Regions from separate parts of the Homo sapiens genome. Here regions 2, 3, 4, 5, 6 and 7 are each linked to region 1. The links are chromatin loops, found by intact Hi-C in ENCODE. Cell type or tissue: endothelial cell of umbilical vein. All regions are shown on one strand. Region 1 overlaps AADACL2-AS1 (AADACL2 antisense RNA 1). Region 2 has its middle 7.6 kb from the start of IGSF10. Region 3 has its middle 98 kb from the start of AADACL2-AS1. Region 4 overlaps MED12L (mediator complex subunit 12L). Region 5 overlaps MED12L (mediator complex subunit 12L). Region 6 overlaps IGSF10 (immunoglobulin superfamily member 10). Region 7 has its middle 260 kb from the start of MBNL1-AS1.

Evidence for each region. A loop is a pair of places that touch in the nucleus more often than their neighbours do. Peaks named below come from ENCODE experiments on the same cell type or tissue, not always from the same donor. Only the 100,000 strongest peaks of a DNase experiment are listed, where the experiment ranks them.
Region 2: a loop joins it to region 1, with 12 times the contacts of the local background. A loop is called at or near these places in 28 of 110 quality-filtered maps.
Region 3: a loop joins it to region 1, with 4 times the contacts of the local background. A loop is called at or near these places in 4 of 110 quality-filtered maps.
Region 4: it touches region 1 in a loop (9-fold over the local background); 23 of 110 quality-filtered maps call a loop at or near these places.
Region 5: a loop joins it to region 1, with 17 times the contacts of the local background. A loop is called at or near these places in 5 of 110 quality-filtered maps.
Region 6: it touches region 1 in a loop (31-fold over the local background); 79 of 110 quality-filtered maps call a loop at or near these places.
Region 7: it touches region 1 in a loop (2.5-fold over the local background); 3 of 110 quality-filtered maps call a loop at or near these places.

The regions. Positions count from the first base shown.
Region 1 is chr3:151,915,964-151,919,963 of GRCh38, forward strand. The region is part of intron 1 of AADACL2-AS1 (AADACL2 antisense RNA 1); the gene reads right to left. Among named protein-coding and RNA genes, the nearest start is that of AADACL2-AS1, 10 kb to the right of the region's middle. In endothelial cell of umbilical vein, a CTCF peak has its summit at 2,496 (motif pointing left); a DNase peak (open chromatin) is centred at 2,478; H3K27ac peaks cover 326 bases.
Region 2 is chr3:151,466,708-151,470,707 of GRCh38, forward strand. It overlaps a transcript of IGSF10 not described here. Among named protein-coding and RNA genes, the nearest start is that of IGSF10, 7.6 kb to the left of the region's middle. In endothelial cell of umbilical vein, a CTCF peak has its summit at 1,781 (motif pointing right); a DNase peak (open chromatin) is centred at 1,774.
Region 3 is chr3:152,024,648-152,028,647 of GRCh38, forward strand. No RefSeq gene overlaps it. Among named protein-coding and RNA genes, the nearest start is that of AADACL2-AS1, 98 kb to the left of the region's middle. In endothelial cell of umbilical vein, a CTCF peak has its summit at 1,748 (motif pointing right); a DNase peak (open chromatin) is centred at 1,654; H3K27ac peaks cover 3,064 bases.
Region 4 is chr3:151,226,074-151,230,073 of GRCh38, forward strand. All of the region lies in intron 16 of MED12L (mediator complex subunit 12L), which reads left to right. All of the region lies in intron 1 of P2RY14 (purinergic receptor P2Y14), which reads right to left. Among named protein-coding and RNA genes, the nearest start is that of GPR171, 25 kb to the left of the region's middle. In endothelial cell of umbilical vein, a CTCF peak has its summit at 1,835 (motif pointing right); DNase peaks (open chromatin) are centred at 1,858 and 2,318; H3K27ac peaks cover 495 bases.
Region 5 is chr3:151,377,452-151,381,451 of GRCh38, forward strand. It overlaps MED12L (mediator complex subunit 12L), which reads left to right. Exons shown (of 45, transcript NM_001393769.1): 31 at 561-722; 32 at 2,662-2,773. The region is part of intron 1 of P2RY12 (purinergic receptor P2Y12); the gene reads right to left. Among named protein-coding and RNA genes, the nearest start is that of P2RY12, 5.3 kb to the right of the region's middle. RefSeq lists an enhancer at 617-686. In endothelial cell of umbilical vein, a CTCF peak has its summit at 2,088 (motif pointing right); no DNase peak of the experiment used is centred here.
Region 6 is chr3:151,438,016-151,442,015 of GRCh38, forward strand. It overlaps IGSF10 (immunoglobulin superfamily member 10), which reads right to left. Exons shown (of 8, transcript NM_178822.5): 8 at 1-582. Among named protein-coding and RNA genes, the nearest start is that of IGSF10, 21 kb to the right of the region's middle. In endothelial cell of umbilical vein, a CTCF peak has its summit at 1,752 (motif pointing right); a DNase peak (open chromatin) is centred at 1,796.
Region 7 is chr3:152,522,636-152,526,635 of GRCh38, forward strand. No RefSeq gene overlaps it. Among named protein-coding and RNA genes, the nearest start is that of MBNL1-AS1, 260 kb to the left of the region's middle. In endothelial cell of umbilical vein, a CTCF peak has its summit at 2,114 (motif pointing left); a DNase peak (open chromatin) is centred at 2,096.

The DNA.
Region 1 (4,000 bases):
CTCTATTATTTTTATATTTAATACTCCATCTTCTGCAAGATGGTATTTTGAGATTGTTTTTTCCTAGAATTATTTTTCAGCTCCTTTTTCTTCCTCATTTAATAAGCCAATAATTTCTCTCATTTCTACCACCTACTTATGCTTCTTTTCTTTTTCCCCAAGAGACCCTGATTTAGTTTAGGCCCTCATAATATTACCTGGATTATCGCAATAGCCTTTGAACAAATTACTGCCTCTAGCTTCGAAATTATTCTCCACATTCTGCCCACCATCTTCCTATCTTTTTATAATCCAAATCTAATTTTAGTTCTGGTGAAATGTTCTCTTTTTTCCAGAGTTGTATTTGCTCTCTTTCCTGTGATCTTATTGCATTTGTACACGACTTTATTATTACTCATCTTTAGGAAATTGTCTTTGTGTTTTCAGTTTCTAACTGTGAACTCCTCAAGAATGTGGAGGCTCTCTTGCTAATTTGCATATTAGCTCAACTTATTACTGATTCCTGCACAAAGGAGATGCTCAAAATATTTGTTGAATTGATCCCTTCTACTAATGAAGATATTAATGTATTAAGGGAATTGAGGATATTTAAAATGTTCTTCAAATAAATATTTAAATTTCAAAATATCTAATGCCGAGTAAAAGTTTTCCCTATAAATGATGTCATTGGGCATTATATTGAGACTCTTTCTGTCTCCGTTTCTATAGAGTTTCCTAAAGGCTGAGAACAAAACAAAGAGAGCAAGAACTTGCAACTTCCAAAGTGAGGCTAAACTCCCTGTACAGACCTAAAATAGGAGGGGCCCAAAATTGACGTTTTGACCATTAGCTTCTCACCCACCTTATGGGTACAAAAGAGTTAAGTTTGAAGATGCCAGGGAGTTAGGGAAAGAATTGGTTTTTGACAGTTATCTGGAGGAGGAAGATATGATGCTCCACCTCACTCAAGCCCAGTGAGAGGACTAAACTCCACTTCAAAGACTAAGTGGAGAGCCTACATGGGTCTGGTGTTGCTTAGGAACACAATCAAATTACCTGATTCATGTCTGAGAAGAAAGTGACTGGAGAGAGTTGGCTGAGATGACTTCTGACTCTAGCAGAGAGAGTTTTATAATAGCCATGCTCCCAACAAGTGTTTGCTTTTCTGGAGCAAAAAACCTAAGGACAGACATTGGTGTGTGATCTTTATTCATGGGACCCTGTCCAAGGGGGTTCCTGCTAGGGGCAAAATCTGACCCGAGAGGCAGAGGGAGATTATAAATTATCAGCTGAAAAAGAAGCACTGTCCTGCAGTAAAGCTGCTGTTGAAGGGGCTCAGTCAAAACCAGCTGTATAATTTCTGGGGCCCAGTGAAAAATGAAAATGCAGGGTCTCTTGATCAAAAATTATTTTAAAAATGCAGAGGCAACAACAGAGCATTAAACCAAGCCTGGGACCCCTCTAAGCCTGTGGTCCTGAGATTCTACATAGGGCTCACACCCATGAAGTTGGCCCTGACCTGGTTGTGCAGTCACACAGCTCACAAAAGCCCTCAAAAATGACCACAAGAGAAATGGGCAGATTTGAACTACTGCCGCAGTGCCCCCCAACCCACCAAATGAATGTCAGATTGCAGAGGTATTGGTGAAAGAAAACACCTTCTGCTCTTTACCTCTTTCCTCTTCTTCTCTTGAACCCTCAAGTCAGAGGCAGCCTTGTGGGAAGAAGAGTAGAAACTTGGTAGGGACATGGACCAGAATGTGTGTGACCACCTCACCACTTCTCCCCACTGCAGACTTCTGGTGGGAAGCAGACAAAATAAAGGGAAGAAGTTTAACTTTAGGTGAAGTTAGCAATTTTAAGTATTACACAGAGATAGGTGATTTAATTACTGAAATGAAACAATTTAGGGGGGAAAGGTAACTAGGAAACCTTTCTTCTTTTAATTTCTGAGAATTTATGGGACTTGCCCAAGATTTTTTTCAAGGTGGTGATGAAGAAGATGCCAAGACAGTGGATTTGCAGGGCTGTGATGGGAAAGAGTAAAGTACCTTTATAAATGTGCCCAAAAGAGTTCTTCTTATTCACTATAATGATAACGACTATTTTTATTTATATACTCAAATCTCTCCGGGTAAACACACACATATCCACACACAAACATTCATGCTCACATATATGAATTGATGTTGAAATATACATACATTTGAGGTAAAGAAGTTGAACTTGTGACTTAATTGAGCCATGTCTCTGAAATACATCAATTATAAGCCACAGCAAAAATATTGCTTATGAAAGAAACCAAAAACAGAATGTGTGCTTTAAATTTTTGTTCTTGTTCTACTTAAATTTGAGAAACTAGGAATATAAACCTGGCAGATGGGGGTGGGGGCATAACTCTAGACAAAGTTAGAAATGCAGATAAGGTATTCTGGCCAAGTCTTTAATTTTGGAGGTTATGGTTAAATCATCTGCAATGTACAGTTAAGAAATGTGCTTTTACTGCCCTCAAGTGGTTTTAAAATTGTCACTGCAACATTTCTGACGACTTCAAAGTGAATGTTTCAAAACCCTAAGCAGTCTTCACATTTTCCAGGCTATCTGACAAGGGAATCTGAAATAATAATCTTTTATTCTGAAATAGTTTCTAAATAAGCAAATAATGAAATGGATCAGGTAGATTTATGTTGTTGTGTTGAAATATATGCACTAATACAGATTTGTAAAATTGTTTCTCTTCTTTTTTTAAAAATGTAACTGTAGCTTATACATGGACTCTCAGCTGGTCAGGGTTTGCGTAGGAAGATAGTATGACAGTTACTTCTTCTTCTAAATTAAGCAGCTGAAAATTATATAAATATTCAGAGAATGTAAGCTTCAACATCTTTGTAAGTGCTGTTTCTCTGCTTCCCTTTCTACCTCACAGGAGAACACCTGAGTAGAGCAGAAAGCTTGCTGGGCCAGCCCTGCCTGCTGGCTCTTTGCTAGACTGGGTGGGTGGCCCACCGTGTTGCTGCCTTGGCCCCTCCTTGTCGCTTTCGGATGCTGCCAACCCCTTGTGATATGGTTTGGCTGTGTCTCCACCCAAATCTCACCTTGACTTGTAATAAACTCCACGTGTCAAAGGTGGGGCCAGATGGAGATAATTGAATCATGAGGGCAGTTTCACCCATACTGTTCTTGTGGTAATGAATAAGTCTCACGAAATCTGATGGTTTTATAAATGGGAGATCCCCTGCATAAGCTCTTTTACCTGCCACTATGTAAGGCATGCCTTTGCTTCTCCTTTGCCTTCCACCATGATTGTGAGGCTCCCCAGCTATGCTGAACTGTCAGTCCATTGAAGCTCTTTCCTTTATAAATTACCCAGTCTAAGGTATGTCTTTATTAGCAGTGTGAGAACAAACTAATACACCTTGAGTCTCAGTCATGCTCTCCTCCACCAGCCCATAGTTTAAGAGATTACTTGCAGTTTCTGCTCTTGGCACATTTACTCCTCACCATTGTGGGCCATTCCAGGCCTGCTGGTTCTTGGCTCTCATCAGCCTTCTTCAGCACCCCCAGGGAAGCACAAAAACATGTCTATATATGTTCACACCAAAAGACAGCCCATGTTGGTGCAAGGTTTCTATCCTGAGCTTTCCTTTTGCTGAAACCTCCTACTGTTCACATGTTCGCTGATCAGAGTCCCCTGGAAGTCTTGTCAACACACGTTTCTGGGCCTATACCCAGAGTTTCTGATTCAGTAGCTCTGGGTGAGTTCCAATGACTTGATGTTCTAGCAGGTTCCCAGATGACGATGCTACTGGTTCTGGGACCACTTTTTAAGAACCACTGGCCTAAACCAGTACTTCCTCCAATTGTTCACATAGAGTTACATGTAAAATATAATAAAATAGCTCATATTTTTGGACCACAGTTGACCATGAGTAACTGAAACAACAAAAAGTGAAACAAGGAATAAGTGGGGACTACTGTAGATGGTTCAAATTTTTCTAATGTGTAGAAAAAAACATAGAGT
Region 2 (4,000 bases), 450 kb before region 1:
AGCTGGGACTACAGGCACCTGCCACCATGCCCAGCTAATTTTTGTATTTTTAGTAGAGACAGGGTTTCACCATGTTGGTCAGGCTAGTCTTGAACTCCTGACCTCAGGTGATCCACCCGCCTCGGCCTCCTAAAGGGCTAGGATTACAGTAGTGAGCCATTATGCCTGGCTCAACGTGTGCATTTTTAGAAAAATGGGTTAACCCCACTAAAGAGAACTTAAGATGGTCGAAATGAGGAAGTTATAATTTGGAAAAAATTGTGTATTTGTGAGGCATATTGGAAAAAGACTATGTCCCACAGAAACAGTGGGACATAGTCTTTCATTGGTATGCAGAGGTCTCCAAAAGACTAAATGAATCAAAAATTAACTCCTTGAAAGATTCTTTGCAAAAAGCAAATGGAAAGCTTAGGCACCAGACCAAGGACATGACAAAAGAGGGCTGTGCTCTGACTGAACTAACTTCGACTGTTTCTTCTCTTTATCCATTTCTGCCTATATACTGAGTCCACTAACCTTTTTGCTAAATTACCCTTTCACCCTGAAGATGATGAAAAAGAGGAAGTTAGATGCCTTACAAAGTAAGACCTGATCAGCCAGGCCTGTCTGCTATAACTACTTTCACTCCATGGTCTAAAACTGAGCTTAAAGTTTTGTGAAGGACTTCCCTTATTCAAGGGAAAATCTCAAAAATTTACTGAGGAATTTAGAATCCTAATAGGAGCTTACAAGCCAGGGCTTCCTGACCTTTACCAATTTATTCACATGATATTAGGGCCTGATGAAGCTCAAGAATGGATGGCAGTAGCAGAATGGGACAAACCTGAGGAGGGTATTAAAGACCCCTCCAAAAGCTCCTCATGAGAAGGACCAAAAGTAGCTAGAAAAATGGCTGAGCCGGGCGCGGTGGCTCACGCCTGTAATCCCAGCACTTTGGGAGGCCGAGGTGGGTGGATCACGAGGTCAGGAGATCGAGACCGTCCTGGCTAACGCAGTGAAACCCCGTCTCTACTAAAAATACAAAAAATTAGCCGGGCGAGGTGGCGGGCACCTGTAGTCCCAGCTACTCGGGAGGCTGAGGCAGGAGAATGGCGTGAACCCCGGGGTCAGAGCCTGCAGTGAGCCGAGATCGTGCCACTGCATTCCAGCCTGGGCGACAGCGAGACTCCATCTCAAAAAAAAAAAGAAAAAAGAAAAAAGAAAAAAAGAAAGAAAAATGGCTGAAAACATTTTACATTCAATTTCTAATATTTTTCTGCAAAAAGTTGATTAGTCTGTCATACAATCTTGTAAACAAAAACAAAAGGATGAACCAGTTTGAGATTACAGAACTCGCTTAGAGACATTGTTTGTGAAACATTCTGGGCTTAAAGTACGGCAAGGAGTATTTCCTGCAGGGACTGAAATAGCATTAACTGCTCTATTATAAATGGACTCCGTCCTGAACTTAGAAGTTTAATTAAAAAACATAAGCTTGGATGGGAAGTTACAGATATGACTGAATTGGTGGCTTTAGCTGAACATTTTGAGAGGACTCTAGAGCAAGAAAAAGCTCAAAAAGCTAACAAGCTGACCCTTCAGTTACAATGGCTACAGGGGCTGCGACCAAAGGGACCTTTCTCATTCTCATTTTAAATCACAACCGAGAGATCCTAGAACAAGAAATTCTTTACCCCAAGATATCTGCCTTTATTGCAAACAACCAGGGCATTGGAAAAGGGATTGACCGCTTTTATGTAAGAGGTCTGCCAATAAGCCTCCCTTTAGGCTGAACTGTTTCTCCACTAGAGGGAGCCCAAGAGACCTTAGCCCTCCTGATAATGGCATTGACGGGGCTCCCAGGGATTCTCTACTAAATTGCTCCCGTAATACCTTTAAATGAACATGGAGAAACAGGTTAAAATAAATGGGGAGTCGTGTACAGTCCCGATGAATACTGGAGCTATTCTATCTACCATAAACCCCACTTTAATAAGCCAGTAAATCCCTAGAAGTAAAAAGGGTCATTTTTGTGAGGGTTGTTTGTATTTTTAAAATTTATTTTACGTTCCAGGATACATGTACAGGACGTGCAGGTTACATAGGTAAATGTGTGTCATGGTGGTTTGCTGCACCTATCAACCCATCACCTAGGTATTAAGTCCTGCACCCATTAGCTATTTATCCTGATGCTCTCCCTCCCCCTGCCCTGCTGCCTAGGCCCCAGTGTATGTTGTTCCCCTCCCTGTGTCCATGTGTTCTCATTGTTCAGCTCCCACTTATAAATGAGAACATATGGTGTTTGGTTTTCTCTTCCTGCATTAGTTTGCTGAGGATAATGGCTTCCAGCTCCACCCATGTCCCTGCAAAGGATATGATTTCATTTCTTTTTTATAGCTGCATAGTATTTCATGGTGTATACTTACCACAGTTTCTTTATTCATTCTATCATTGTTGGGCATTTGGGTTGATTCCATGTCTTTGCTATCGTGAATAGTGCTGCAATGAACATATGCATGCATGTATCTTTATAATAGAATGATTTACATTCCTTTGGGTATATACCCAGTAATGGGTTTACTGGGTCAAATGGTATTTCTGTTTCTAGGTTTTTGAGGAATTGCCACAGTCTTCCACAATGGCTGAAATAATTTACATTCTGTGGTGGGGGTTTCAAATCAAGTTCAAGACATTCCTGTATCTGAACCCATCCAATTAACATTGGGGCCCTTTTCAGAAAAATATACTTTTGTACTATGTGATGCTGCTCCAGTAAACTTGTTAGGGTGAGATTTACTTTCAAGTTAAAAGGGCATGTAAACCTTCTTCAGAGTTTCCTGATTCTCCTGAAGCAGAATTGTTATGCTGTCTACAGAAATAAATTGATAAGATAGAAACTCAGGCCTGTAATACCCCTGATCTCTCAAAAATACTTGAATGTTTATGGGCCTCTTCCCCAACTGATATAGGAAGAATTAAAAGTGTGCAACCTATGAAAGTCCAAATAGATCATCCTAAACCTTTGCCTAAATTACCCCAATATCCACTAAAATCTGAAGCAATTCAAGAGCTCTAACCAATTGTAGAAGATTTAATTAAACAAGGACTCATACTCCCATGCAGGAGCCCTTGTAACACTCCAATCCTAGCAGTTAAAAAGCCAAAAGGATGAGGTTGAAGATTTGTTCAAGATTTACAGGCAATAATAAAATTGTAATACCAAGATTTCCCGTAGTCCCAAATTCTAATATTTTATTATCTAATGTACCCACTGATTCCAAGTGTTCACAATAATAGATCTCTGCTCAGCCTTCTTTAGCATTCCAGTTTATAAAGAGAGTCAATACTAGTTTGCCTTTACTTGGTAAAATCAGCAGTACACTTGGCCTGTAATGCCACAAGGATTTACCAAAGCCCTTTCTATTTTTCCCAGGCATTGCATCAAGACTTAATGACACTACAGTTGCCTCAAAATTCTACTCTCATTCAGTACATAGATGAATATATGCTGTCCCACTAAGGAGTGCTCTGTAATGGACTCAGTTTACCTTTTACAGCAACTTTCATACAAAGGTCACAAGGCTTCAGTGGAAAAACTTAAGTTTTCAAGGCAAAAAGTCCACCATTTGGGATGTGACTTGGCTGCTGAAGGAATTTCCCTCTCAACTAAGAGGATAACAGCTATTCAAAGTTTTCCTTGACCTGCAACCAAAAGACAATTAAGAAGTTTTCTTGGACTTGCAGGATGTTGCAGATTCTGAGTTCCAATTTTTTCCTTAATAGCTTCACCATTGTATGAGCTCACTAATAATGCTATACCAGAGCCTTTACCTTGGGAAGACAGTCATGAGCAGGCTGTTGGCCAAATAAAGTTGACCTTACAACAGCCCTCATCTTTAGGACTTCCAAATTACACTAAACCTTTCACCTTGTTTGTTCATGAGTGTAACAATCAGGCATTAGGAGTCCTTGCTCAAGAACATGGTGGTGAACATAGGCCCATTGCATACTATAGCCTGCA
Region 3 (4,000 bases), 110 kb after region 1:
TTGTCTATAGATCATATGTTAGGACAGAAAACAAGTGTTGAAACATTCAAAAAATGAAATAATATTAAGCATCTGCTCTAATCACAGCAGTATAAAACTAGAAATCACCAACAAGAAGAATTTTGGAAAATGTACAGACACATGGAAATTAAACAGTATGTTCCTGAATGACCAGTAGGTAAATGAAGAAATTAAGGAGGAAATTTCACAATTTCTTGAAACAAATGATAATGGAAACACAACATACCAAAACCCATGGAATACAGCAAAAGCAATACTAAGAGGGAAGTTTATAGATATAAGTGCCTATATAAAAAGGAAGAAAACTTCAAATAAACAACCTTATATAGTTTGAATATATGTCCCCAGCAAATCTCATGTTAAATTGTAATCCCCAGTGTTGGAGATGGGGCCTGGTGGAAGGTGTTTGGCTCACGGAGGTGGATCTCTCATGAATGGCTTGAGCCTTCCCCTTGGTGATAAGTGAGTTCTCACTCTAAGTTCACATGAGATCTGGTTGTTTAAAGGTGTGTAACACCTATGCTCTCTACCCTGGATTTTCTCTCTTGCTCCTGCTCTGGCCGTGTGACATGCCTGCCAAAATATAGAATCAATCTAACTGTCCATCAACAGATGAATGGATAAAGAAAATGTGGTACATACACACAATGGAGCTCTATTCAACCATGTAAAAGAACGAGATCTTTTGCAAAAACATGTCATTTGCAACAACATAAATGGAACTGGGGGTCATTAAGTTAAGTGAAATAAGCAAGGCACAGAAAGACAAACTTTGCATGTTCTCACTTGTTTATGGGATCTAAAAATCAAAACAATTGAACTCATAGAGAGTAGAAGAATGGTTACCAGAGGCTGGGAAGGGTAAGGGGTGGGTGCAGAGGAACTGGGGAGGGTTAATGGGTATTAAAAAATAGTTAGAAAGAACGAATAAGTCCTAGTATTTGCTTACCCAACAAAGTGACTGTAGTGAAAAGTAATTTAATTGTATATTTTTAAATAACTAAAAAATGGGATCAGATTGTTTGTAAAGCAAGGATAAATGCTTGAGGGCACGGATACCCCATTTACCTTGATGTAATTATTACCCATTGCATGTATGTATCATAATGTCTCATGTACCCCATAAATATATCCAACTACTATGTACCCATAAAAATTAAACATAAAAAATAAAATAAAATAAGTACCTTTTTGGAGTTAATATATTACAATATATATAAAATATCTGGAATATTAATCTCCCAAATATTAATGGTGATTATACCATTGTGATGTGATTACAAGTAATTTTTCATGGTTTGTTTGTTTCTATTTTCTAACTTTCTTCTTTAATACATTTGTATTACATGTATTATGAAAACATTTTTAACGTAAAAATATGTGGGCAAAAATGCGAGTTCCGTTCATTGCCTATGACTCACATCTAATGTATGTTTAAAAGATGGGTCAGGGAAAATGTCAAGTGCCAAGCTGTGTTTATTTTGCAATAAAATAAAGGGACATAAGTAGGAAATGAATAGAACAACTACACCTAAGAACTCCTCAAATATTTGAAAAACGGCCGCAATCTGTGAGAAATTACCACACTCATGAATACCTATTAAGATTTTAATACCAAGTTAACTTGCAAGATACTTTATTGTTTTGGAGATGAATTTCTTTTTACAAGTCAAATAGATTTTTTTTTGTATATGACTCTGGCCCAGGAGAGGGCAGACCATCACACATAAAGAATTTTAACTTAAGCTTTTAAAGAAATAATGTTTATGGCATGACTAAGTCCTTAAAAAAGGAAGGGGCAATTCATCCTCAAAATATGTTGTTTTTTTCTCTCAGTATTTCCATTTCCATTTCCATTTGTAATCATCTTCAAACACAAATACTCCCTTCTAAGTAAATTGTTACTGTGGTAGCTTTGGTGTCATGATTATTCTTCCTTAAAAAGTTTACATTTATTCTGAAATTACACCTTTTTCACTGAGTAGTGAATGCCTTTTAAGATGAAAGTTTGCTGCTACTTATAAGGGAAACAAACAAAAAGAAAAATACTATGGAAATGAACGGGTCTTACACTTTTTAAAGTTTTATTTTGTTTTTAATTGATACATAATGATTGTACATATTTGGAGGTAAAGTATGATGTTTTGATATATATATACATTGTGTAATAATAAAATCAGGAAAATTAGCATAGCTATCACCTTAAATATTTATCATTGTTTTGTAGCAAGAGTATTCAAAACCCTCTCTTCTAGCTATTTGGAAAAATAAATACATTATTTTTAACCATGTTAACTATAATCATCAATAGAAAACCAGAAATTATTCCACCTAACTATAACTTTATACTCATTAACTAATCACTCTTCCTCCCTCCATTCTCCCCAGCCTCTGATAATCACTATCTTACTCTCTGTTTAAAATCAGATAAAGACACATCAGCAACAACTACAAAAAAACGCAGAGGCCAATATCCCCGATGAACATAGATACAAATATCCTCAACAAAATATTAGCAAACCAAATTATAGAACACATTAAAAATACCATTCACCATGAGCAAGTGGGATCCATTCCAGGGATGCAAGAATGGCTCGACATACATAAATCAATAAACATGATGTATAACATTAATGGAATCAAAAACAGAAACCACATAATCATTGCAATAGATGCAGAAAAAGCATTTGATAAAATAATAATAATTAAGGTAATAAAATATATAATAAATAAAAACTCAAAATAAAAGCCCTCAACAAATTGGTTATAGAGGGAATGTACCTCAGCATAATAAAGGCCATATATGGAAACCCACAGCTAATATCATACTGAGTTGAGAAAAGTTAAAAGCTTTTTCTCTGAGATCTACAACTAGACAAGGATGCCCACTTTCACCACTTCTAGTCAACATTGTACTGAAATTCCGAGCCAGAGCAATTAGGCAAGAGAAAGAAAACAAAAGGGCATCCAAATTGGAAAAGAGAAAGCCAATTATTTGTTTGCAGATGACATGATCTTACATAGAGAAAATTTTAAGTACTCCACATACAAAAAACCTCTTAAAACTGATAAATTCAGTAAAGTTGCAGAATACAAAAATCAACCTACAAAAGTAAGTAGCATTTCTATATGTCAACAGCAAACTGTCTTTTAAAAAATCAAGAAAATAACCCCATTTACAAGCACTGCAAAAAAATACCTAGGAATAAATGTAACCAAGGAAATGGGTAAAGACCTCTACAATGAAAACTATAAAACATTGATAAAAAAAACTGAAGAGGACAAAAATCAATGGAAACACATCTTGTATTCATGGACTGGAAAAATTCATATTATTGAAATTCAACTTAAGTGTCCTTCACCAGTGGATTGGCTAAAGAAAATGTGGCGTGTGTGTGTGTGTGTGTGTGTGTGTGTGTGTGTGTGTGTATTTACCATGGAATACTACTCAGCCATAAAAAATTACATAATATCTTTTTCAGCAACTTGGATAGAACTGGAGGCCATTATCCTAGGTGAAGTAACTCAGGAATAGAAAACCAAATACCACATGTTCTCACTTATAAATGGGAGCTAAGCTATATATACGCAAAGGCGTACAGAGTGGTAGTGCACATAGGAGACTCAGAGGGAGAGAGGGAAGGAGGGAGGGATGAAAAATTACCTGCTGGGTACAATGTATACTATTCAGGTGACAGGAACACTAAAAACCCAGACTTCACCATTATACAATTCATCTATGTAACCAAAACCACTTGTACCCCTGAAGTTCTTGAAATTAAAAAAAAAAAAACTTAAAAAATAGACATAAAAATAAAAAATGTAAAAGTCGGTCCAATACTTTTAAGTCAGCAAAGAAATGAATGCCAAACTAATTTATTTAAAAGAGAGAGACCGATGATATAAAGTTGAATAATCCAGTGAAATTAAACTCCTTTGAGTGACAAGTTAAACCCATTCACAACACACACTTTGTCTA
Region 4 (4,000 bases), 690 kb before region 1:
TCTAGGGGGAGGCTGAACAGAGGGACACTTCAAGGTATGACATGGGGTCATCATTGAAGGAGGAAGCACAGGAACACAGTGAGCACGTATCTAGTTTCAGAAATGGTGGCATCAGGGCAGCCTTCCTGGAGCATGTGATAGTGAAGATTGACAAATGAGTTGGCTTTAGCTAGGCAAAGAAGAAGGAAGGAGTTTTGGGGTGAGAGAGCTATAGGAACAGGCATCAAGACTGACACGAGAGGCTGTCACAGTGGGGGAAAATGGATGGCCTAAGCTCTTGGGTAACATGATGGAATCTTGCCAATGAGTAAACGTTTACGTTACAAATGAGGACAGTGATGCTTAAAATGGTTAAGTGATTCATCAAAGGGCACCTAACACATAGCCAGACAGTATTCAAACTAATGTCTGATTGATTCCAAGCCAGGGCTCCCCTGCTCCTGAAAGAATGTGGGGGCAGCATGTTTTATATGAATGTGATCCTTTACACAGGCCCTTCAACATTTTGCTGGAGTCGCATCTTGAGAAGTCAGCCAGTGTTTTTTTTTCAAGAAAGGAATGTGCATGTGTGTATGTTTGAGAGTATATATATTATTTTTGTTTTTGATCTGAGTTTTAAGGTTTTGCATGAGGTGGATGCCTTCAGTTTCTTCAGTTATCTTCCAGATACTGCGGCATAGAGAACCTCCTTTTGATTTGCCAGTTTCTAAAAGTATTTAAAATGAGTTTCTGATTTTTTGACTCAGTTTTCTATCTCCTGCGTTGATATCCAAAGAGAGATACAGAGTCGGACTATCATGAATGGTGATTACAACAGGTAACGTTAACCTATAAATGGTGGAAACTCTTCTGCAGGGAGAAACCCAGATCTGCTGCATGTGGTTTGGATGCCACACGCAGATCCCCTGGGGCCCCTGGCACAAGGAGAGCTCTGCTTGCTGCTGTTTGTCACCTTCAGCCAGTTTTCTCTGGCAGGAGATGTGAGCTCAAGATCAGGTCACTTGATCCTAACTCCTGCTGCTGTGACCCATCGACTTTACCTTCAGTTAGAATCCAGGTCAGTGACCAACATGTGTTAATGTAACTTAAAATTGGCTGAATGGTGTGGCCACATACTTTCATTGAGGAGCTGTGCTAAGTTTTCACATTAGAAATATCTAAATATTCTTCTTAGGCTGAATTGCAGATACCCAAGAACTTCCTCCTCCACCAAAGCATAAATTCGGCCCTCTCTTGATTCCCTCTTGATCTTCGTATTCACAGTCTTTACAACCCATAAAGATAAAAGAAATCTGAATTTCTGCTACAAACAGATCCAACTCTTGATTATGTGTGAGAATGGTAAGGGGGGACGGATTAGGTTGGATTTATAAACTGATAACGTCCAAACATAGTCTTTACTTTGTATTCTAATCGCTTCCCTCAAAACACTTTTGGCATAGCTTGTGGCAGACTGCAAGTCTAGCATATTGGCATGTCTAAGAACTCCAGCCTGTCTTCACTTTGTGATTATGCAAATGGATCATGGGAGCTGTCAGTGGAGGGTGAGGTGTGGCATAGGCACCTCATGACCTCCAATGGATACATAGTCATGCAGTCTTCCCGAATGGCAAACTGGGGGCCAGGAAAATGGCCACCCACTGTTAGCCTTTACTCTAGGGACTGCATCTTGGTAGTCAGGATGGACCTGTAATTTTTTGCCTATAATGATTGGAATAGTCCAGGGTTTCTCAGCCTTGGTACTGTTAACTGTTTTTTTCGGTTTCAGTTCTTTGTGGGTAGGCTGTCTTGTGTATTGTTGGGTGTTTAGCCGCATCCCTGGCCTGTATCCACTAGGTGGCAGTAGAACGCCATGGTTTGTGCAACCAGCCACGTCCCCACACATTTCTAAATTTTCTTGAGAACCACTGGAATGACCCCTTAATGGTAGGTATGTTTCAGATGATTTTGATACAGGAAGAGAATTTAGCTTTCTTGTTGGGGTCAGACCTTAACTGTAATTGAATAACTCATCAGCAGTAAGTAATCTGTATGCTAAGGTCTAGGAATGTGAAGTGTGCTTTATTTACTGCTCTGTTGGAATAGTGGACAGAGGACAGACAGTGCAGCATAATGATTACATGCATGCTTGTGGGATACAGTGGGCCTTGGCTACATGTATGGCGCTAGAATATTGCGATAATTATTAACTGCCTTTGTGTATCAGTTTTTACATGTCTAAAATGAGGGGAGAAGTAGTAGCTACCTCAGCTACATCTAGGGTTCCTGTTCCCATAAGAATCAAATACCTGGTGTGAGGCAGGCTGTGACTCAGTGGGAACATTGCGCGTACAGGGAGTGACTCAGCTGATAACAGAATAAACTATCAGGCTCCTGACAGTTTCCCCTCTTCTTTAAGTTGATTTAAGTTGACGCTCTTCTACACTGAAATTCAGGGCTGCAGGAGGCACAGTAGACCCTTTGCAGAGTGCTCTGAGCTTCCTCCAGTATGTGGCCCAGCAGTGCTTGAACAAGGGACAAATTGGGAGAGGTTTTGCTTCTGATGATCCCTCTATTCTAGTCACAGGAAGTGGCACTCAACAACAGAGTGTATGTATGAAGTCCAGAGTGTTTCAGTTCTAATTTACCAGTCCCTACACAATGCTAATCTTTCATGAGAGTGGCACAAAGCTCTGCATCACTCCTGGCTTCAGGGTTTTGGGAACCAATTCTTTTTTCTCCTGGAACTAGGTTGAGCTGCCTGAATTACTGAATTTTTTCCAGCCTGTTCTTCTGCAGCATTGTTTTGGAATATGTGGTCCTATTCCCTGGGGCCAGGCAAGGAAATGAATCCATGACCTCTTTTCGCCTCACTGAGATGGTATTTGCATTTCTCAGGCAAGCAGTACTCAGATCTGCAGATCATGGGGCTGTTAGACCATTAGTGGTTATCCTTTGCTGTGAAGATGAAGACAAATTTCCATGTGTGAGAAAACAACAGCTTTAACTGCTTAGCTGAATATCAACCACTTGTGTGTTTGTTCAAGATTCAGGCTTATATAGCCAAAGGAAAAGAATATAAATATCCAGAATTTTAAGTGGGAGTAGAAATACTGTACAGAAGTGATTCCCATATACTCTCTAACCCAAAGTGTTGTATGTTTCCTCCCTGTTTTGTGTATTAATCCCTGTTAGAGGGTTCTTTGATTTTAATAAAACATACTGTGGTAATAACTTATAAATTCAGCAATTCTTTTTTTTTTTTTTTTTTTTGAGATGGAGTCTTGCTCTGTTGCTCAGGCTGGAGGGCAGTTTCGTGATCTCCGCTCACTGCAACCTCGCCTCCCGGGTTCAAGCGATTCTCCTGCGTCAGCCTCCCGAGTAGCTGGGACTACAGGCTCGTGCCACCATGCCCGGCTAATTTTTTTTTTTTTTTTTTTTTTTGAGACGGAGTCTCACTTTGTCGCCCAGGCTGGAGTGCAGTGGCACGATCTTGGCTCACTGCAAGATCCGCCTCCCGGGTTCATGCCATTTTCCTGCCTCAGCCTCCCTAGTAGCTGGGACTACAGGCGCCCACCACCATGCCTGGCTTATTTTTGTATTTTTAGTAGAGATGGGGTTTCATCGTGGTCTCAATCTCCTGACCTCGTGATCCGCCTGCCTCGGCCTCCCAAAGTGCTGGGATTACAGGCATGAGCCACTGCGCCAGGCGAACTGAGCAATTCTTAAACGAATTTGTGTTTTATTAACTAGAGCATGCAACAATGGAGCAACTGTATTAGTTGCAAACTTAGTAGGACTTAAGGGTGAAAGATGCACTTTTATGCAGCTTGAAGATGTTGTTCAAGTTGTATTTGAAATCAAAGACCTTTACTTTTTATGAGTCCTAGGCTCACATGTTGGGATCTGTTTTTTTGTTTTTTGTTTTTGTTTTGGATATGGAGTCTCGCTCTGTTGCCCAGGCTGGAGTGCAGTGGTGCGATCTCAGCTCACTGCAAGCTTCGCCTGCTGGGTTCACGCC
Region 5 (4,000 bases), 540 kb before region 1:
ATTCATTATATGGGAAACGCTTTTTCCACCATTTTTATTAATTAATTATTTTGCACAAATATATCCTGGTAATTTTTGTGCAGAATTAGAACCAGTAGGCATATAAAGTCTTAAAGTAATTATTTAATCATGAAAGGCTGATTTGTATTTCATCATTTTGGTATAAAGTATAACTAGCGAATTTTAAACCTTAAAAATTAGCTATTAGTATGCTTACATATAATATTTCATATTGTAACTGTGACAGAAAAGTATATTGTTTGTTGGACAAAGTGATTGTTTTTAATTAGAGAGAGGGGGTCATCGGAAAACATTAAAGTCAGTTTAGTTACAATATCCTTCCAGAACTGCATGTTTTATTGCTTTCTGTAGGCTTAGGTGGAAAGCTCATGCAAATGTCTAGTGTTCGGAAAAAGGAAAGATAATACAGAAATAAAAGGGAAATTTTAGAACAGTCTGTGTGTCTCATACATCAAAGTTTCGCTTTGGAGTTTCTGTTATAACTGTGAGAGCAGGGGAAAGGATGCTTTCTCCGGTGTAACACCTGTTTCTGATTTTAGTTCCTCCGAACGCAGGGGTGTATGGTTGGTGGCCCCCCTCATCGCCAGGTTGCCAACTTCTGTGCAAGGAAGAGTGCTGAAAGCCGCTGGGGAAGAGCTGGAGAAGGGACAGCACTTGGGTTCTTCTTCCAAAAAGGAAAGGGACAGACAGAAACAGAAAAGGTGTGGCTGGAAGATGGGCGTCTGTGTGAGAGTTTAAAGAATAATTGAGAAAGTCTCACTTCCTGTAAACCTGTGTGGTCACTGTACCCACAGTCCACTGAAATTTAGTTTTTAAATGGAACTGGGAATATTCTATTAGGCAAGGCTGTCTTATTCCTAAAAAATTTCAGGTTATAATCCTTAATACATTAGTTCTCAATTCTGCCTTTATATCCAAATCACTGCTGAACTGTTAAAAACAGTGATTTCCGAGACCCGCTTTAGACCAACTGAATCAGATCTGGATAGCTACCTGATCCCTGTATTTTATTTTTAATTATTTCTATTTTTTTATTATTTAGATATTTATGTTTAAAATAAATATAATGTATAATTCTGGCATGTTGGTGTCTGAACTAGTTGCTCATATTTTTAACATTTAGGGCTCCTGTTCTAGACTAGACATTAAGACTCCTCGGCCACCACAACTAATGTTTTCTTAATTTATTTTATGCCCAAGAAAAGGTTTCAAGTAATTATATTTGAAAACCGTGTTACTGAGAAAGAAAGAAACCTCACCCTAATGTGAAAATGCCAAGAAACCTAGGAGTAAAGGAAAAAAATTGATAATTTCTTCCATTAAAAAAATATTTTAAGCACATAGATTTCTTGTCCACTAATGAATAATACTATAGTAGCCACCATTTATTGACTGCTTACAGAATGGCAACTCCTCTCTAAAACTCATTATGTACATGAGCTTTTAAAATTCTTATAGCAATCATGTGGTAGGTACTCTCATTATCTTCTTTATATCATGTTGAAACAGACACTTAAAGGTTACATGAGTTGCTCCAGGACACACAGTGAAGGACATAAAGCCTGGGTTTAAATCCAGGAGGTCTGGCTTCTGAGCTTGTGCTCTTAACTACAGTACATTTTGGTAGAGACCCAGCATTGTATGTACTGTATTTGTTTTACATCTGGTTGTTTTACCATGTTGGCCAGGATTAATTAACCAACAAGGAAGCATAATTCTAATTTTCAAATCATATTTGCTGATAGGTGAGTGTATGTGCATTGCCTAACTTCCCATAGGCAGGACAGATGGTATTGAAGAGACTTGAAAGATCGCTCTTCCCACATCAGGGGCTCTTTATTCTGCCCATGGAGAATAATGCTGATTGAAATATTTTGGCCTAGGTCTCATTTTAAGAAATTTGTCTTTCCAACATGGCGCTTTGTTTGTCAATATGATTTGTTGATTATTCTCTAATTGAAGACATTTTGTTAAAATGCCAATTTAAAACAGAATTTTTAACCAAATGCCTTGACACCTCTTTACCAGTGGATGCTGCGGGCTATGTTGGAGCCTGTGGGCTGTGTTGGAGCTGCACACTAGGGGTCGCCAGCAAGTACACTGTTTTTGGAGTCCTCAGCCCTGGCTGATGAATTAGCTCTACTAACACCCTGCTTTTTGGTCTTGGGAAATGTGCTGAAAAACAAAATCAAACCCCAAAACAAGCTCAACAGACATATATATAGGCCTGTTTTCCCAGACTCTAAAACAAGAGTTTTATATGAGAACTTTAAAAATTTTTAATTTTATCCTGTGTATAAATTGATATTCTTTCTGATGTACATTTTTAAATTCTGCATATTGATGTAGAAGATGAATTCACTGTCTTCTACCCTCACTGCCCGGCATGCTCACATGCAGTATGGTTTGATGCTAGTTTGAGAATGGCTTCGAGGGCAATTAGAGCATACGAAGTGATTTAGAAGCATTACAGTGGCTTTTAATTTTATAAGTAGAGGTATGATTTAAATTTTCAAGCAGTCTTTGGCTATTTACCACCTCTCTTATTTATCTAATAGTGAGGCAAAGAAATGAATGTTGCCAGAGGAAGTAATGCATTATTTCTAACTAGATCTGTTGTTATTATTACTTCCTTTGTAGTATGTCTCTTTTGAGTCAACAACCCTTCCTCTCACTGGTACTTACCTGCCTTAAGGGACAAGATGAACAAAGGGAAGGCCTCCTAACATCTCTCCAGAATCAAGTTAACCAGGTAAAGTATAGTATAATATTAAGACAGGCAAATATCTTTCTAACGGCATTCATTTATTTGCCTTTCAAATACTGAGATTAAATTAATAAGGGCCAGGTGTGGTGGCTCATGCCTGTAATCCCAGCACTTTGGGAGGCGGAGGCTGGTGGATCACCTGAGGCCAGGAGTTCGAGACCAGCCTGGCCAACATGGTGAAACCCCGTCTGTACTAAAAATACAAAAATTAGCCGGGCATGATGGTGTGCGCCTATGATCCCAGCTACTCGGGAGGCCAAGGCAGGAGAATTGCTTGAACCTGGGAGGCAGAGGCTGCAGTGAGCTGAGATCGCGCCATTGCACACCAGCCTGGGAAACAATAGTGAAACTCTGTCTCAAAAAAAAAAAAAAAAAACAACTAGTAAGGTTACAAAATGTTTTGAGTAGACGCTGAGAAACAATCCATGCCTTATTCTTCTACCTGGCATTGTAGACACCACAAGATTAACAACTTTATATTAATGAGATATATACAATAAATGTGTACTGCCTATAAAAGTAAAATTTTATATATTGCATATAACTTTGAACTATCTGCCCGTCTCCTAACTCTGCCTCATAGGAGAGGACCTGGAGCAATCTATGCTGCAGTAGGCATGGCAGTGAGTCCAGCTCCTCAAGCTTGGATGCCACATTATCAGGCACGCTTTCAGCTTGAAATCTGTAGGTTCAGAAACTCAGTTGTATTGATGCCAACCAAGTACACAAGAAATAAATCAGAAGGCATGTTGGTTTATTTAGAAATAATTTGGACATTGCCTTTTCACCAAACACAGTTCTCCTGGTCACTGTTTGAGGCTCTTGCATCTATGTACTATAAGGAAACTGAGCATTCACAACAGAAATTGGAGAGCATGGAATTAAGCAAAGTGGATAGATTGGTCTTATGAGGTGTTTTATCCTGATACACAGCCTAATTGACCCCTTCTTGTGGCACTGTGTTTCTATGACACCATGTCTTTCCCTCGAATGGTACTAGATGGACATGGACAAGGACACTTAATCTTATTTGATCCTCTTGTCATTTCTCACCTTTTGGGTAGGAGAGATCTAGATATAGCAATCATAGTGAACCTTTTTAAATGGAAGTCACATATTACCTCAGTATACCTAGTATAAAAAATTCGGGCTGATAAGGCCAGACATGATTTGACACTGGCTCTCTCTCCTACCTTGTCTCCTACCAGTCAT
Region 6 (4,000 bases), 480 kb before region 1:
ATGTCATTGGAAGGCAGCAACCAAAATATTTTTGGTTTGGGATCCCCAGTGACCTCACAGTCAAGGACAGCTGTGTCTCCAGCTTTGATTCTCTTGTTGGTTTTGTTACTCTGCCTTATCCGGGGAGCAGCTGTTATAACTGTTAAGTGGACCTTCATTTCATCTTTCCCTAGGGTGTTCTGGGCATAGCAAGTATAATCTCCTTCCTCCGCTACCCCAACTTTGTTGAAGTATAAAGTTCCATTGTTGAAAAGGGTATATCTCCTAGTCCTGTGGCCACTGTCATCGGCTTGCATTGCATTGTTGATCATGGTTCCATCAGGCAAACTCCAAGATATCTCTGGCACTGGGGAGCCGGAAGCTTTGCAATCTACTTGGAAATCTTTCCCATGGAGCACTTGCTTTCTAAAATACTGCTTGTGGTCAATTTTGGCAGGTTTCAGTCTTAGGCTAACATGCATCAGTATCAGATCATCCCCCATTTTGTTTCTTGCCACACACAAGTAGACACCACTGTCTTTTTCTGTTACTGATCCAATAAACAGGGATCCATTAGGGTAGACGTGGATCCAGCTGCCCACTCTAAGGAGAAAAGAGATTCATTTGAGTGTGCAGCTGTTAGCAATGAGGGAAACTGTTTTACTCAGGATTGCCTCCCTCTGCCCCAGCTTTATTGAAGCATGACCAATGAAAATTGTGTATCTTTGAGGTGTAGAACATGACATTTTGAGAGAGATATATATACATTTTGAGGTGTGTGTGTATATATATACACATATTTGAGATATATATATATATACATTTTGAGATATATATATATACACATACATTTTGAGGTATATATATATATAGAGAGAGAGAAATGACCACGATTAACTAGCATGTCCATCACCTCATAGTTACCTGTTTTTGTATGTGTGATTAGCTTTAAATTGTTGCAATAAAAAAATAAAATTACTACCAGCTTATTGTCTTCTAAGCCATTTGCTGAAAGATGAAATTATCTAATTGAACAGGTATAATTTAGTGCAAGTAAGTATTTCTCAGATGGAATTCAAATGAATCTCCGTTACATAGTAATTTTTTAAAAAAAATCTTAATGAAGAGGCACATGCTAGAAATATGGGAGTTCTAGACACCATGACTTCCTTGACCATTTCACATACCAAGTAAACTAATTGGATCCACAAACATGGTGATTTTGTAATATATATAGGTAAACTCAGTTGCTCAGAAAAGATGCCAGATGATACTTTCTAAACAGTTATTAGTAACAAAACAATTACTGAATCATTTGGTTAGAAAATTCTACTTTGGCTGGGCACAGTGGCTCACACCTGTAATCCCAGCATTTTGGGAGGCCAATGTGGGCAGATCACTTGAGGGCAGGAGTTTGAGACTAGCCTGGCCAACATGGCAAAACCCCATCTCTACTAAAAATACGAAAAATTAGCTGAGCATGATGGCACATGCCTGTGATCCCAGCTACTCGGGAGGCTAAGGCTTGAGAATCGCTTGAACCCAGGAGGCTGGGGTTGCAGTGAGCCGAGATCACACCACTACACTCTAGTCTGGGTGACAAAAATGAAACTGTTTTAGAAAAAAATAAATTTTACTTTGTTAGAATACCAACGCAAGGTTCCTTAGAAGGTTGTTGCAGCATCTGCCCTCTATGGGCAGCTGTACAGTGACTAGTTTTTGCACTAGATTGAGCTGTGTGGAATACCATTTTTCTCCAGATGTACAGTGGCTGCACAGCCTATCATTACCAAATTTAACCACCAGATGGCAGATCTTTCCTGGTAAAACTAAATCTACTTTTTTAGACCAGTGGAGACTCAACTGGTGCTAAAAGTGCTATCAGGGATACCTATATGAGAAAACGTCTTTCTTATTTTTGGGCAACATGGGCTAAGCAGGTAGATAAAACGAGAGGAAAGTAAAAACTGTTTTCATAGCATAAGTGCTAACCAAGTCAAACAGCCTCAAGTCATTTCTCTCTCTCCTATTTTCTATTTACTTTATATTTTTTTGAGACAGGGTGTCACTCTGGAGCCCAGGCTAGAGTGCAGTGGTGAGATCACGGCTCACTGCAGTCTCAACCTCCCAGGTTCAAGCAATCCACCAACCTCAACCTCTGAGTAGCTGGGACTACAGACACACACCACTATGCCCTCCTAATTTTTTTATTTTTTGTAGAGACAGGGTCTCACTGTGTTGCCAAGGCTGGTCTCCAACTTCTGGGTTCCAGCGATCCTCCCGCCTTGGTCTCCCAAAGTGCTGGAATGACAGGCGTGAACCACCACACCCAGTCATCAAGTCACTGTTATTCTCCAGCAAAGGTAAGTATGGAAAGTATTATAGTAAAATATTAGAGAAAATTTTTTTTTCCCCAAGTATGGAAGGAAGTTCTCTGGCATATAAACCAAAGTAAAATCAATACAAATACACCTAAAGGAAGGGAAACTGCCAGGTGCTTTGCACTGGTTGTTTAATCTTGAAGTAATTCCCTCACTATACAGCTGAAAAATTGGTATTTAGAGAGATTTAGCAACTTGCCTTAGGTCACAGGGCTGGTTCTCAAGCCTTACGCTTTCCACCATGCTATACTGGCATTCTTTCCTAATGCTTTCTAAAAGTATTGGTTCTTAAACTTGGCTAAACATTAAAACACTTGTGGAGTTTAAAATAATAATGATGTCTGAGTCTCACCTCCAGAATTTGACTTAATATGTGTGCAGCATGGCTTGGGCATCAGGATTCTTAGAATTTTCCGGATTAAAGGTTTCCATGTGCAGCAAAGAACCACTGTTCTAACTGGGTTCTCAATGAAGATCCCTCATCAGCTGCATTAGAATTACATGGGTCGAGTTTAAGATGCATATTCCCCGGCTTTGGTTTCCTGAAATTCTGCTTCAATAGGTCTCGCCAAGGATGTAGAAACCCACTCTTTAAAAAACTTCCCAGCTAACATAAATAATTAAGTTTGAACACAAGTGTCAAATTTTAGCAACAAAATCACCTGGAGGGCTTTTAAGAACAGATTGCTTATTAAAACAAAATCAGAGCTCCTGATTCAACAAATTCCCAGACAATGCTAATGCTACTGGTAGGGGGTCTTCCCTTGGAGAAAAACTGGCTTAGAGTGATATCCCCTGCACCCAAGATCTGATGCAACTGGAGATTGTGACATATAACAGACAGAACTATTGATGTTTCTTTTTATAAACTAATATTTTTGAGAGAGATAATTTACTTTTGAAAATAGAAGGTTTCCCAGAGTGGAAGACAGAATTCTTAATAAAGATTAATGCAGAGGCATCTTCAGCCTCTCCAAAGCACAAAACTCACATTTCATAACTCAGCATTTAAAAATTCTAAATCTAAACAAATTTCAATTTAATTTAGGTGATTTTTGATGACATTTGAAAAACTTGAGAATTAACATTTACTTTTGAACTAAAGATCACAAGTTAAATTTATTAGCTGTATTCAGTATCAACTCGTGTCATTAGAAGAAAATCTTCAACTCCTAAGCATGAGTACAAATTCACATTTACTATGTGTAATTTTTTTGCATGGATGTTTTCTATTAATGAATAAACAGATATATAAGATGGAAATTCTCATCCTCATTTTTTGTCCTGTAATGGAAAACCATTGTGTAAAGTCATGCCACTTGCAAAAAAAAACCTCATAAGCTATAATTATTGATTTTTGAAGATATAATTTATATAGAAAGCCAGCTATAAAATGAATATTGAGGCCAGGCACGGTGGCTCATGCCTGTAATCCCAGCACTTTGGGAGGCTAAGGCGGGCAGATCACGAGGTCAGGAGATCAAGACCATCCTGGCTAACATGGTGAAACTCCGTCTCTACTAAAAATACAAAAAATTAGTCGGATGTGGTGGCGGGTGCCTGTGGTCCCAGCTACTCAGGAGGCTGAGGTAGGAGAATGGCGTGAACCTGGGAGGCGGAGCTTGCAGTGAGCAGAGATC
Region 7 (4,000 bases), 610 kb after region 1:
ACACCTGCGACTGAGTAATTTCCAAGAAAAGAGGTTTAATTGGCTCATGATTCTGCAGGGTATACAAGTAGCATACCACCAGCATTTGCTTCTAGGGAGGCATCAGGAAACTTAAAATCATGGCAGAAGGCACAGGGGTAGCAAATGTCTCACATGGAGAGAGAGGGAACAAAAGAGAGACTGGGGGCAGGAAGTGCCATACACTTAACCAGATCTCATGAAAACTCACTCACTATTGCAACGACAGCACCAAGCCATGAGGGATCCACCCCCATGAACCAAACACCTCCCACTAGGCCCCACATCCAATACCAGGGATCACCTTTCAACATGAGATTTGGACAGGGACAAATACCCAAATTATATCAGTTGTCTGCATAAATTCTTTCATCAGGATGCAGATTAACAAATTATAACTGTGGGTGAGCAATAATAAGATTCACCAGTTTTAGTGCCCATTATACGAGGTGCTCTACACACATTATTTCCTCCATTCTTTCCTATAAAAAAATTGAAGCTCAATTAATGTTAATAATGAATATATTCTAAAAAGTTAATAAATGCCAATTTCTTGCTCAATGTCCATAGCTAGTAAGTCTCAGAGCTAGGGTTTCAAATCTAGTTCCATTTGAGTTGAAGTATATTCCCTAAGTGCTACACTGTGATTCAAAGTAGGAGACCCAGAAATGTCCTTGCAGCTTATCCATAAACATTTATTGAGGGCAAAGAATTTGCCAGGCACTGTTCTAACCTCAAGAGATATAATGTGGAACAGATAGACACGAGCTCTACCTTCCAGAATAAGGGTTCAAGTTTCTGCCAGTGTCTGAGATATAAAATTTTCTTGTATCAAATGACAAGTATACCTTTGTTATTATTAGTATTGTTAATACTAATAATACTAATAATAATATATAACTAGTATTATTAATAATACTAATAATAATATATAACTAGTATTAATAATACTAATAATAATATATAACTAGTATTATTAATAATACTAATTAGTAATACTGTTCTATATTGAATATAATCAATTTGCTTGGATTTCTGATATAGCCACAATAAATTTAAATAAAATTTTTTCTAACTATAATAGAATACTATGACATTTTTATTTGCTGTTACTATAATAAAGGGAGTAAGAAGCCCTGTGTGTGTGCATGTGTGTACTCATGTTTTGGTTTCATTCATTGAAAAATTAGCATTAACCGTCACAGAATTGAAAACTAGTAAACACTGAATTATAACTTGGATTGTTCTTACGTAGTGTGTGTCTTTGGGTTCAAACAAGGTTATCCAGTTGCCAGAGCATGTACTCTGGACAGGAACAAAGAGGGATACTCACTAAATATACAAATAAATAAATAAATAAATAAATAAATAAATAGAGAAGAGTGAGATCGATAGAGAGAGCATGAGACATTGAGATGATTTAGCTTTAAAACATTTATCTAAAATTATGAAAGCAGAAATTCTAGAAATAAACCCAATCTTAATTATCTGTGCACATGCAAGTTTTATAGTCACATGCTGCATAATGAAGTTTTGGTCAATAATGGACCACATGTATGACAGTGGTCCAAATATGATAATATTGTATTTTTACTATAGCTTTTCTATGTTTAGATATGTTAAGATACACAAATACTATTGAGTTATGATTGGCTACATTATTCAATACAATAATATTTGGTACAGGTTTTTACCTTAGGAGTAACAGGCTATACCATGATGACTAGGTGTGTAGGAGGCTACGCTATCTAGTTTGCGTAAGTATACTGTATGATGTTCACACAATGACAAAATTGTCTAAAGATACATTTCTCAGAACCTATCCGATTATTAACTAATGCATGACTGTAACTATTTTTATTTTGAGTTATATGAAATGAGAAAATCAAATGTAACAATGTTTTCAGTGATTTGGTTCTTCTAAAAACCTTAATCCAGTTGATTTTATTTTGAATCAACTGTTTAACATCTTTGTTTTACTACAGAAAGACTTTTGAAATGAACTGAAGCACACACCATTTCAACAGTACATAAATAACATGTTAAACAACTTCTATGAATTACAGAGAGACAACTACTGCCACCTAATGTTGGCAATGCAAACTGCAGTAGCTTCTTTAATAAACATCTGCAACTTTTACAGCACATTGGACTAAACAAAAATGGTATCAATTTAATATGCAAATTACACTAAAATAAAATAATGGCAATGATAAATATGGAAACATGCATTAATATTAGAAATGAATAAGAATTAGAAAACAATTAGAAATGAATAAGAATTAGAAATTCTTATTAATATTAGAAATACACTGTTATATGTTATATGACTTTTATGTTAATACCTGACATTAATAAGTCTGATAAACTTTTTCATCATGCTATTTCTGTTATAATAAAAGCATAATATAAGAACAATTACTTTTTATGACTTCATCTATGTTTTATAATTATACTGGAAAAATTACTAAATATGCAAGAATAATTGCTTTGCGTTTGCCAAGAAATAAAATCTAAATATTTGATAGTGTCTTTTTAATCATTTTGTGTTCAGGTGTTTAAATATTTCATAACTTTCCTTTTTCTCTTGAGAAGTATATTTTAAACATTTAGTTAAAACATATATATGTATGTTTGTATATATATAATAATGTTTATTATATAAGATGAATTACTGTAATGTCAAAGTTAGATCAGTCAGTCAGTACAATCACCTAATGGGGATGTGATAGTTCCTGAAGAGTCAGCAGAGATAATGTCCTACCTAACGAGATTTGTAGGTTGCTCAGATGACTGCATTGTCATATTGCCCACAATTCCACTGTGTATGAATTTCAAGTCATTGTTTCTCCAGTTAAAGTGAGTTTCTCTTTAAGTTGACTATGTTATGTCTTCCATCATGTGTTTGTGTTTGTTGTGCCTTGTTGATATCAGTGCTCTTTGGAAGGGGCACATGGGACAGAGGATTCTGATGAGTAATCAGTGGGGAAAGCTAGTCCTGACTATGAGGTATGGCGGGATAGGGCAAGAGGGGATGTGCCTAGTGTGAGGCCTCTTTCACTCTGGCACTGAATTTCTAAGGGAACTCAGTGAAAGAGGAAATTTTGAGGGCAGTATTGAAGGCCTAGGGAAACCTTTTGCCTTCTAAGCTATGTTAGCGGTAAAAGTCTGGGATTTAGAGTCAGAAGACCTCTATATATTGGTTCTATAACCCCTACTAAATCATCAATTAATTTTTCAAACCTTGGTTTAGTATTTATTTATAAAATGGATATGAAAATGCTTGTCTAAAACATGCATGATTGCTTGCTCACATGATAGCTTATCCTTCCCCTAAATTGCTACAAGCTAGTGTAGTAATTAGACCATATATTGCTATAATGTGTCTCAGCTAATTATATCCCACTGGCTTTGTTGAAGCCATAGTTGGGCAATTTTATGGTGTGGAGAGAAAGATATTAATTTTTTAAGACACAAACTTGCTCAAGAGAGAAATATATTGCCATTTCCTTCACGTAAGTCAGCAGTGACTTTGGAGGACAAATTTTCTGATACATAAAAAACTGGAAAAGCACTCCATTCTTAGTTTTAAATCTTCTAAACCGAGAATATATCTGTAAGAGAAACCATTAGTGTCCACCAAATACCCATTATCTCCTTTCTGTTTCCTACTTGCTTTTAGTTAGGGTGGGTCCATGTGACTAGTTTTCCAGTAAATGGACTATATGAAGAAGTGACATGTGTTCTTTCAGATGAAGAAAATTAAGAACCAGTGTGGTTCTGACATTTTTCTCCACCCCTGCTACAGGGATTTTGTGTATTCCAGATGATATATTAAGGCCAATATAATATAGCATAATGTAGTTTAATATAGTATAATATAATGTCATTATATAATATACAAAATTATAGTCAATATATTATATAGAATACATAATACTACATATTTATAATATTAATTGTATATATTTTATATGTTATA